Regions from separate parts of the Homo sapiens genome. Here region 1 is linked to region 2. Evidence: chromatin contacts called from ENCODE Hi-C or POLR2A ChIA-PET data. All regions are on one chromosome and are shown on one strand. The core of a region is the stretch at or near the end of the contact, and the rest is flanking DNA. Distances in the headings are between cores, read along the strand shown.

Evidence for each region. Hi-C counts contacts between places; a loop is a spot of excess contacts on that map. ChIA-PET counts read pairs that join two places held with the same protein, here RNA polymerase II (POLR2A). Pooled maps may share reads with other maps.
Region 1: a loop to region 2 is called in a pooled map, with 14 times the contacts of the local background. The contact joins two enhancer-like sites. A Hi-C loop is called at or near these places in 2 of 168 maps with a recorded cell type or tissue (astrocyte of the cerebellum and endothelial cell of hepatic sinusoid), 4 of 37 single-sample maps with no recorded cell type and 11 of 50 pooled maps. POLR2A ChIA-PET finds 5 or more read pairs at or near these places in 4 of 52 experiments (GM10248, activated CD4-positive, alpha-beta memory T cell, activated CD8-positive, alpha-beta memory T cell and 1 more).

Annotation. Positions count from the first base shown.
Region 1 is chr9:134,387,765-134,393,611 of GRCh38, reverse strand. The region is part of intron 1 of RXRA (retinoid X receptor alpha); the gene reads right to left. Among named protein-coding and RNA genes, the nearest start is that of MIR4669, 11 kb to the right of the region's middle. RefSeq lists a silencer at 335-629 and enhancers at 1,580-1,789, 1,830-2,319, 2,370-2,469, 2,850-2,939, 3,300-3,349. Within about 2 kb of position 2,916, at least 7 of the 41 ENCODE cell types and tissues checked have a DNase peak (open chromatin) inside an H3K27ac peak, as active enhancers do.
Region 2 is chr9:134,298,499-134,303,900 of GRCh38, reverse strand. No RefSeq gene overlaps it. Among named protein-coding and RNA genes, the nearest start is that of LINC02247, 5.8 kb to the right of the region's middle. Within about 2 kb of position 1,925, at least 2 of the 41 ENCODE cell types and tissues checked have a DNase peak (open chromatin) inside an H3K27ac peak, as active enhancers do.

The DNA.
Region 1 (5,847 bases), core at 1,667-4,166, 89 kb before region 2:
GGCCTCACACCAGGCCCAGCTACATTCAACCAGATATGCACGCACCACCTTCCCCGAGTCTTGCAGCCGTTGCTATGATCACCCACCACGCTGGCAGGGCTGCCAGATGCCCATGGCGGCCACTGTCCAGGGATGCCCCAGGCGCTAAGGGGCACACTTAACCTGGGACCAGGCTGCCTGAACCACCATGGTTCAGAAGAGGAAACAGCCCCAGAGCAGCATCCACTCCCAAATTCTTCACAGCTTAGAGGCAGATGTGGACAGGAGGGGCACACCTGGGCCAGGCAGCTGGGAGGTGCAGGCCAAACTCTTGACAGACCCCTGGTCCTCTGTGACCCAGCCTCCTGGTTGTGTCATGCCCCCTTCACCACCCTGTGTGTGCCCCAGTGCTACAGGGAGAAGAGCGCCCAGGTCGCTCATGGCTTTAGGCTGACGGCAGAGCCGGCTGCACCCCTCCCTGCCCAGCTCGCCCTGCACTTGGTCCGATGCCCCAGACGCTGGCTCAGGAAATGTCAATTCCCTACTGTCATTTCCCGCTTCCCCATGATTCCCGGGTTTCCCAGGGCAGGATGGGTTTTTTTTTTTTAAGAAGAAGCCAAGTAACCACCTGCAGAACTGGCCCCTAACAGGGACGAGCAGGCAGGGTCTGTCCCTAGAGGGCTGAGGGGCTGGCAATGACCGGCCAGTGACTGTGGGACTCGGAGCCCCATCCCAGAGTGCCTGCCCAGGGACGGGTTCCCAACGCAGCCGCTACTCCTCCACTCCCACGACTGGCACAAACCTCAAGGGACGCCCATCCCCAAGGTGCAACCCGCACGGCCAAAATGAAGTCCTGAACCCAGGGGCCAGGACCAGGGACCGCAAATCTGAGGCTGGCCCTTTTAGGAGAGCTACAGGGCATCTGATTTTACCAGGAAGCACCCACATCCCCCAGCCTAAAGATGGCTAGGGTAAGCGAGAATTCAGGTAGCCTCATGGACGGAGTCACCCACCCATCCCAGGGACCCAGAAGTCAGGAGGGCTTGGCCCAGCCAGCGCCAAGGAGGAAGCCAGAGGAGAGCCGTGATGGAAATCGCGCAGCTCTGGGGCCAGGCCTGTCCAGCCACGCTCGCTCCACTGGTTCCCAAAAAGGAGCTCCTGCCATGGGGGTACAGGGAGGAGGTGGGCTCAGGGCCACCCACCTAGAAAGATGCCAAGGGGCCCCGGAGAGTCCTGAGAGCTGCTTTCCAGCCACAAGGCCGGAGACACTCGGTAAGCTGACCTGTGCCCCTGTACGGCCATTCCCCCCGGGGCATCGTGAGCAGACCACCCATCTGCTGCCTGGGGCAGAGGCTAGGAGGGTGGGAGGGCGGGAGTCAAGCCCCAGTCCTGGCAGAGTCCCCGTGGAAAGAAGCGGAGTCACGGAAAGGGCGTGACCAAAGGCGTGGGGCCACCAGGAAGCTGGGAGCCCCAATCGCCTGCATGTGACGTCCTTCCCACCCTCCCCCTCTGCAAAATGGAGGCTCTGACACCGGGGCTTGCCCTGCACACTGCACCAAGCCAGGTGACTGTCACGGCCCCCTGCAAACACACAGACTCCATCATGTGGTAGAAGAGCTGCCGTAGGCCGCAGCTACCACAGCTCAAACACCTAACTGCAGGTGCACGCCAGGCCAACATTTCATTACATGAGCTCACAGAAGTGTGGTGACAAGGGGGAGCCGCTCCTCCTGCCCCCGTCCTGCAGGGGAGGAACCAGGGCTCAAGGAGGCGAGATGTTTCCAAGCCCGGAACAAGAGCTGCCGGGTCAACGCCTGGAGGCCTGGCTTTCTGAAGCCTCGGTCCACCCCTTGGCCACCCCTCGACCACCAGGGTGGCCAGACACAGCAGACACCCATGAGCCCTGAGAGTTCCAGCAATGACGCCCACCTTGGAGGACGGGTACCAGCTCGGGGACTTGGCAGAATGCTCACCTCTCCAGGGCCAGGCAGGGGCTCCTGGGCAGCGCAGCCTCCCTTCCAGGCCGTACCCCTGAACTGTGTCTAGCACCACCACAGGGCCAGACCTTCGAGGAGGGTGAGTGGGAAGCAGGGGAATTCCTGGAGAAACCCCGCCTGCCCCACAGCCCGCCTGTGTGGCGAGGGGGCCCCCAGCCTGTGGGCTCCTGGGGGTAGTTTCCCTTCAACAGGAAAAGAAATGATTCTTGTTTCATTTTGAGCCATGTTGCTCTCGGTGGCTCAGAGGCCCTGCCACCGCTGCCAGCAGCTCTGTCGTGGAACGGCCAGGCTTTCCACCCTCAGGGCGGCTCTCGTCTCCACCTTCATGTGCACGGCCACCTGGCTCAGGAACACCCCTGCAGTTCCTCAGGTCCCACCTGTGGTGGAGCGTGGCCAGCTCCATGCCAGAGGCCAACACGATGGTTCAGTCGGGGACTCTGAAATGATCAGGGCAGAGGATGCTCCCCCAGGCATGTCCTGGGGCCTGGCATGGGGCCGGCCTCTCTGGGGGACATCCCCAGTCTTCCCACGGCCCGCTGAGCAGCACCATTTGCAGATGGGGGCACCGGTGCTTAGAATAGGCAGGGCATGGCCACCGGGGCCACGCGGTGGACAGAGTCCAGGCAGGGAACCCCTGAAGGACAGAGCACCTGCTCAGCACCCAAGGCTGGCAGTGGGGACCCTCTCCAGCTGGTGCCGGCTTTCCAAGAATCCCCTCCACACCCGTGCCATAAGCCCAGGCCCACCCTAGCACGCAGCATCCTTCCCACAGAAGAGGCTTACCACCCACGCACCTGAGCCGGATGCCTGTCATGTGCAGGGGCCTGACTGGCGGGGCATCTGCAGACGGGGGACAGGGCCTCACCCATGAGACAGACCAAGAACGGGACGTCAGCCCGCTGAGCAGGACTTCCCCCATCACAACCCCAACATGGGCGCCCTCCCTGCCTCTGCCACTCCCAGGGCTGCGGCGGAGCTCAACGACACCAGCCCAGAGGCTCAACTGCACCCAGAGTTGCCTCTTCCGAGCTCAGCCTCAGCACGTCCCTCCTGCCCCGCAGAAACTTGCTGAGGGCCCGGGTCAGGCTCATCACCACTCTGAGCGAGACAAACCACCCCGTGGCCACAGGCGCCACAGGCCCCACAGGCTGAGCCTCAGAAACCTCCCTCCTGGCTGCCGTGCCTGCTGTGTAGGGCCTGGCCCCCCACCCACTGTCCCAGACTGGGGGCTTTGGACTTTGGGAGTGTAATGGGGAGCCCTGGGAACTTCTGGCAGCGACAGAGTGGACCTCCCGCCAAGTGACCCGTGGAAGGGACGGCAATGGAGAGGAGGGTGTGCTGAGCTGGCTTTAGCCTGGCCTGGGCTAGGTCTGAACTTGGCCACTTCTAGGGGCACCCGGGCCCCTACCCACTGTGTGTCAGACTCCCCCTCCCCTTCCCTTAAGCCCAGGGATTGGGGAGCGGACTCCACCCTGCACCAAGGAGATGCCGACCCAGGAGGCCGAGAGAAAAATCCTGCCGGGGAATGCAGGCAAGCGCAGGCTCCGGCCTGCTGCCCCCAGGACGGCCACCCCCATCCTCATCAAGGCTCTGACCCAAGGCCTCGCTGTGTCCCCTCCCAATCCCACCAATCGGCACATATCAGGGTACTGTGGCAGCAGGAGGGGACGAGCCGCTGGCCTGCAGATGCGAGGGTGAACAGGTGGCAGGCAGCTTCTCTGCTCCTCGGTGCCCAGCCCCAAGAACCTGAGACGGGGCTGCAGCTAGCACGCACGGTAACTCCCAGCCTAGCCGGCAGCCCCCAGGGGCCTCGGAAGGAAGGGGAGGGATGGAGAGGCCAGCTGCAGCTATGGAGTCTCTGTCCAGACTCTGGGTGACCCCATCCACAGAGTGCCTCCCGCAGGAACGTCTGCCAGCCCCCTCTGTACAGGCAGAGCCAGACATGGCCAAGTCCAGACCTTGCCCAGGCCAGGCTAAGGCCAGCTCAGCACACCCTCTCCACCACTGTCCCCTCCACTGGTCACTTGGCAGAATGTCCACTCTGTCACCATCAGAACTTCCCAGGGCTCCCTATTACACCCCCAAAATCCAAAGCCCCAGGCCTAGGATAGAGATGCCCAAGCCCTGGCCCCGCTAGCCCTCTGGGGCTAGCCCTCTGCTGTCCCAGGGCTCCCCATTATACCCCCAAAGTCCAAAGCCCCCAGCCCGGGACAGAGGCGCCCAAGCCCTGGCCCCCTAACCCCCTGGGGCCAGGCCTCTGCTGTCCCTGTCCAGCACCCTTCCCAGCCTGCTTGGCCTCACCAACGTCCACTTCTCTGGATCCCACGAGCAACCCCCCGGGGGTGACCAAAGCCAGCGCCCACGTGTGCAGGGAACCCAGCAAAACTGCATTTCCACCATTCTCTCCCCTCCTGACAAATCCGGGAAAACGGGTTCCGTGAAATGGCAACAACGTGCAGTCTGTGCCATCCAGAGGGGCAGGGGACGGGAGCGAGCTGAGGGCGTCCACGACAGGACCGGCCAGGTGGCGGATGTGACTCTCCGAGGAGGACCCAGGAGACCAAACCCCTCCTTGGAGGACCAGAGCTTGGCAGGGAGGTGAGTGGACACAGGCCTGAGGCCACCCTGGAGGAGGCAGGTCACCGGGTCTCAGCCCTCTGGGGCATCCAGCACGAAGGAGAGGAGCCAGAAATGTGTCTTCCAGGGCTTCTGACCCACACCCAGTCCGTCAAGCAGCAGCCCCCACCAAGCAGGGAGGGGGCTCTGTCCCTCCAGAGAACTCACAGCCTCCAGACACCTGGAGACCCTCAGCATCTGCCCCAGGGCACCCGGCTGTCACCTGGCTCACAAGGAGGAGGAGGCAGAGGAAGGACATCGAAGGATGACTCCCCTCCCCATCCAGGTGCAGGAAGACCAGGGAAAGGGGCCGGGAGAGCCCGATGCGCCCAGAATGGCGGCCACCAACTCCACAAGCTAAAACTTCCATGCGCCTGACTCACAGGAGAGGCTCCTGCTCAGGGTCTTTGACTCAGCTTCACACACAACACTAACCTGATGCCTCAGATGACTCCCCAGAGGACAAGCAGTCAGACAGAGGTAATCGTGGGAGAAAGGACCGTCACCAGGAGGCCATGGGGAAAGGTGCACAAATCAAAGTCCAGCAGCCAAAAATACAACAGACCCTGGGCCCCACTCCTGCGTGAGAGCAGAACAACATCCCAAGTCATTCCCAGAAGAGACAGTAAGTGCGCTTCAGGAGACGCTCAGAGTGCCTGACCCAGCACCAGATGCCCGTAGTGACCCCAACACGTGTGCCTGTGCACGCAAATGCACATACACACTCACACACACACTGCTTCTAGCTGAGAACACCAAAGACATCCCCCAACCCTGACGAAGAGCACAGTCTAACAGCCTAGGACCCCTGACGGAAGTGCACAGTCTAACAGCCTAGGATATTTTCTGCATAAAAGTAACTTAATACAAACTCAAACCTCCTGTCACATCAAGAAAGCTGACCTGGAAAACTTCTGCGCCCACTTTACAGATGAGTAAACCAAAGCCAAGAGCTGAAGAGGCCTCTCTGTGGTCACCATGGGGTGCAGCGATAAGTGCCCTATAAGCGCTTCCTGCCCTCCAGGAAGAGCTGCCGAAGGGATCTGAATTCAAACCCCCCAATGTCACCTCCAAAACAGAAATCAGAGTTCTTTGCTGCAAGAGGCTGGGGCTTTCAAAAAACCTTGGGCTCACAGAGTCAGGCTGGGAACGGGCCTTCACGATCACTCCAGACAGCCCAAGCGAGGCACGGGCTTGGGGAAAAGGGGAGAAGCTGAGCCCAGAGATGCCCAGGACAGGCTCATGGTCACCAGCT
Region 2 (5,402 bases), core at 676-3,175:
CCACATGGTTGAAGGCCCAGATCCAGAAGGGGAGAGGAACGGACCAGGCTTTAGGAGGTCCTGCCATGGGGAGGGGGGCTGAGGACGGAGGTGAGCAGGGACAGGGGTGCTGGCAGAGACGGTGCCCGGGACCTGCCTCACCTAAGCCAGGGATTCTGCACCAGAAGCTCGGATGTGTTTATGTCAGGGCAGGTCTAGATTTGGGAGAGACAGAAAGCCTGTTCAGTCTGCAGGCCTCTTTAAGAAAATGAATACTGGCCAGGCGCCGTGGCTCATGCCTGTAATCCCAACACTTTGGGAGGCCAAGGCAGGCAGATCGCCTGAGGTCAGGAGTTCAAGACCAGCCTGGCTAACATGGCGAAATCTCGTTTCTACTGAAAATACAAAAATTAGCCAGGCGTGGTGGCAGACCCCTGTAATCCCAGCTACTCGGGAGGCTGAGTCAAGAGATTTACTTGAACCTGGAGGTGGAGGTTGCAGTGAGCTGAGATCTTGCCATTGGACTCCAGTCTGGGGCGACAAGAGTGAAACCCGTCTCAAAAAAAAAAAAAAAGGCCAGGCGCGGTGGCTCACACCTATAATCCCAGCACTTTGGGAGGCCAAGGTGGGTGGATCACGAGGTCAGGAGATGGAGACCATCCTGGCTAACATGGTGAAACCCCATCTTTACTAAAAATACAAAAAAATTAGCCAGGCATGGTGGAGGGCGCCTGTAGTCCCAGCTACTCAGGAGGCTGAGGCAGGAGAATGGCGTGAACCCGGGAGGCGGAGCTTCCAGTGAGCCGAGAGCGCACCACTGCACTCCAGCCTGGGCGACAGAGCGAGACTCCGTCTCAACAAAAAAGGATACTAACTTAGGAATCTAAAATTAGGTCTACGGCCTTGCAGGAAGGCCCTGCGACAAGTGAGGTTGCAGAAGTTCCAGCTGTACCACCTTCACAGCAAAGCCCCATCCATCCACACACCTTCACTTCCCGCCATCTCCCCTAAAGCCGTTCTTCGTTTATGGTCCATGCGGTCACCCTCTTGACCATGCTTACAGGGCTTTATCTGCCCAGAGCTAAACTAAGCCTGCCCCATCCATCCCTCGTGGTCCAGCCCTGCTTCCTTAGTTTTGATTCAGCTCTTGGTCACCTGTCACCACCTCTCTGGAGCCTCTGTCAGAGTCTTTCCTTGGGACTCTGCGGGGCAAGGCATTGGTAAACTAGGGTACACGGCACAGGTGCAAGAGGTATTATCTTCATCACGTTAGGTCATCTGTCTGAAGTGGGCCTTTTTACGTATGTTGTCCCAGGAGGCATGAATTTTAAAGTCCTTTCCCCTTTAAATGAAAAAAGAAATTCATTTGAGAAAGCTTAGAAAATTTTTAAAAGTAAAGCATAAGAAACACACACACACAAAAAAAACAAAAATAAATAAAGGATAAGAGACAAAAGAAAAATACCAGTGATCTCACCATGAAGAAATAACCATTATTTGTGCTTTGTTTCATTTCCTGTTAGCCTTTTTTATCATGAATAAATTCATAAATTTTTTTACTTAATTCAGATCATACTATATTTACCACTTTCTACCCTGTTTTTCAATTAAATTATTAATTTAATTTGATTATTTAATTATTAATTATGATTGTACATTTTCCATCAAATTATTAACTTAATAAGTATTTTTCAATTAATTTTCAATTAGGCACATTTTATTGTCCCATTAAATACCCGTAAGCTCTCATTGGTAATGGTAGCAACGGGGTCTGGCAGACAGATTTATAGCAATTAACCCGGCTCCTCCCTAAGATAACTCCTCTGACGAATACCCTTGTCCATACACCTCTGTGGGTTCTGGGCTGTTTTCTTTGCATGACTCCCCGGCCAGGAAACTGTAAGTCAGAGGTGTGTTCACTGCGTCCCCGCAGCCTGGTGAGCTCAGGAAGGGCCTGGCTGCCACCTTTGTGGTATTCTTGAGAGCTATTTGTTGGTGTTTTCTTGAGGATTGGTTTTCAGTTCTTTTATGACTCAGGCCTGTGAACCTTTTCTCATATTCTCACCATCCACAAAACCGATCATAACCAGGCATCCCCCTGCAGACTGACAGAATTTATCTGAGCAGGGTCCATTTGTCAACTGCCCCGTGCCCATTTTTCCCCCTGAGATGCGGTCAGGGTCCCCAACCTCTGGCACCCTCACAGAGAGGAACTGGAGGTGTGCTGGTGAAGGCAGCGTTGGTGATGGGTGCAGGTAAACTGCAAGGCCTGGGCCCTGCCCAAGGCTGTGATAGAAAAGAGGGACTGTTCTCCGCAGGCTTGCCGGGGGAATGGGAGGAGGCAGTGACCTGAGCCCAGAGACACAGGGCAGGGAGGGGACACTGGCAGGGGGTATGATGCAGCTCGCCCAAGGTGACCTCTCAGAGAGGGAGCTGGAGAAATCAATACCCTGACCATACCTGACACGCCTCTCCGAGGCTGGAGGGCTGAGCTCTTCGTTCAGTCCCTAAGGGTCAGCCTCCAAGGCCACAGAGCCACATGGAGGTCAGGGAGGAGGCTCCCAAGAGGCCAAGGATGACCTGTGGCTCAGTCAGCTTTCTTTCTTTCTTTTTCATTTCATTCTCTTTCTTTCTCTCTCTTTTTCCTTCCTTCCTTTTCCTCCCTCCCTCTCTCCCTTCCTTCCTTTCTTTCTTTCTGTTTCTCTCTCTCTTTCCTTCCTTCCTTTTCTTTCTCCTTCCTTCCTTTCTCCCCTCCCTTCCCCTCCCCTCTCCTCCCTTTCTCCCTCCCTCCCTTCTTCCTACCTTCCTTCCTTTTATCTCTTTCTCCTTCCTTTCCCCCCTCCCTTCCCCTCCCTTCCCCTCCCCTCCCATCCCTGTTCTCCCTTTCTCCCTCCCTCCCTTCTTCCTTCCTTCCACTCTTTCTTTCTTTCTTTCTTATTCTTTCTTTCTTTTCTTCCTTTCTTCCTCTCTTCCTTTCTTTCTTTTTGTCTCTGTTGCCCGGGTTGGAGGGCAGTGATGCAATCACAGCTCACTGCAACTTGGGCCTCCTGGGCTCAGGGGATCCTCCAGCATCAGCCTCCCAAGTAGCTGAAACTACAGGTACACACCACCACGTCTGGCTAATTTTTTGTAGAGACAGGTCCTCACATTGTTACCCAGGCTGGTCTTGAACTCCTGACCTCAAGCTGTCCTCCCACTTCAGCCTCCCAAAGCACTGGGATTCTAGGTGTGAACCACTGCATCTGGCCTTTCTTATTGATTTATGAGCACTGTTGATTATGATGGCATTGACCATCCCACGAGCACCAGTGCCACAATCTGCTTCCATCTTTATTGTCCTGTGTGAGCCGTTGTGGGAGGGACAGGTTGTGCGTGGGGACATTTTTGCCTTCAGTACCCAGGTTTGTCAGCTTCCCCGCCTGCTAAAGAGACAGTGTTAGGCAGCTTTTAAAATACTGCCTTGGGCAGACAGATGCCCACAAGATTTGGTGCAGTGTGGGCAATCACCGGGAATTATCATCAATTTATTTGGAAGAACTAAAAACAGCAACAGCAAAGGCTTGAGAGTTTGCACTCACCGACTCCAGAAAGAGTTTATCTTTAAATGTAAACTTAATAAGTTCATGCTTGTAGTAGGCAGATGCCGAGATGGCCCCCAGTGATCCCCACCTCCTGGTGTTCGTGCCCATGGATGGCCCCGCAACCTGTGTAACCAATAGCACGCTGTGGAAATGCCTTGTGTGTCTTCTGAAGCTAGGTCATAAAAGACCTCATGGCTTCTGCCTTGCCCTCTCTCAGGTCATGTGATCTGGGGGAAGCTGGCTGCCATGTAAGGACACTCAAGCAGCTCTGTGGAGAGGTCCACACGGGGAGGAACTGGTGACTCCTGCCAACAGCCAGCACCAGTCTGCCAGAGATGCGGGTGAGCCCCTTGGAACTGGATCTTCCAGTTCCATCAAGTCCTGTTAGCCCAGCCAATATGTTGACTGCAGCCTCTCGAGAAACTCCAAGCTAGATCTGCCCAGCTAAGCTGCTCCCCAGTTCCTGACCTATAGAAACTGTGGAAGATTATAAATGGTTATTGTTGGTTTTATTACAGCCACTACGTGTTGGGGGATAACTTCTTATTCATCAATTGATAACTTGTATATACTCGAATGCAAACCTATGGCACATGTGAGATGAAGGATTGGAATCCACATTCGAGGAATTCAGATGAACCGGTTAGAACACCCATCAACACAGCTTCCACCACAATCTTTGGGAAAAGAGCTCAGGACCGAGGGGTGGGAATTCAAAACTCCATGGAGCCGCCATCCCTTTCTGGGCCTCAGTCTTCCATTTGCAAAATTAAGGAGTTGAGCTTAGAAGGCCTGTTCCAGCTGTGAGCTTCTGAGATTCCAAGACCATCATCCAAGAGTCCTGCCTCACTCCTGACACAAGCTCCCTTCCAGGGGCTGAGCCAGGGCTGCACCTGCACCCCACTTTCAAAAGCACCAGAGAACAGAATGTTGCCCTGGCTGACCACAGCTGCCCTGTATTAGTCAGGGTTCTCCGAAGGAAAAAAAAAAGAACAGGGTAGAGGTATAGAGATGTAGAAAGAGGTTTATGATGGGACTCGGCTCACACTATTATGGAAGGTGAGAAGTCACGTGATCAGCCATCTGTAAACTGGAGGTCCCTGAAGCTGGTGGTGTAGTCCCAGTCTCAGCCCAAATTTCAGAGAACCAGGAACGCCAATGGTGTAGGACCCAGTCTGAGTCCAAAGGCCCAAGAACCAGGAGATCTGATGTCCAAGGGTAGGAAGAGATGGATGTCCCAGCTCGAGACCAGAGAAAAAGAACCCACCTTTCCTCCGCCCTCAGTTCTATTCAGGTCCTCAGTGGACTGGACGATGCCACACTGGTGAGGGTGGATTTCCTTTCCTCAGCTTACTGATTCAAACCCTAATCTCTTCCAGAAGCACCCTCACAGACACGCCCAGAAATAATATTTTGCCAGCTGGGCATCCCTTAGCCTCGTTGAGTTGGCATAAAATTAACCATGACATCCCCCTTAGGGCTTTCTAAAAACATTGAGATATAACTTCCATACCATAAAATCCACCATTTTAAAGTGATCAAGCAGGTGGCTTTTAGGGTGTAGTCAGAGAGTTGTGCAGCCGCCACCACTATCAAACTCCAGAAAGTTTTCATCATCCATCCCCCAAAAAAATTCCATGGCACTGACCGGGCATGGTGGCTCACACCTGTAATCCCAGCACTTTGGGAGGCCGAGGCAGGCAGATCACCTGAGATCAGGAGTTCGAGACCAGCCTGGCCGACATGGTGTGAAACCTCATCTCTACTAAAAATACAAAAATTAGCCGGACGTGGTGACAGGCACCTCTAATCCCAGCTACTTGGGAGGCTGAGGCAGGAGAA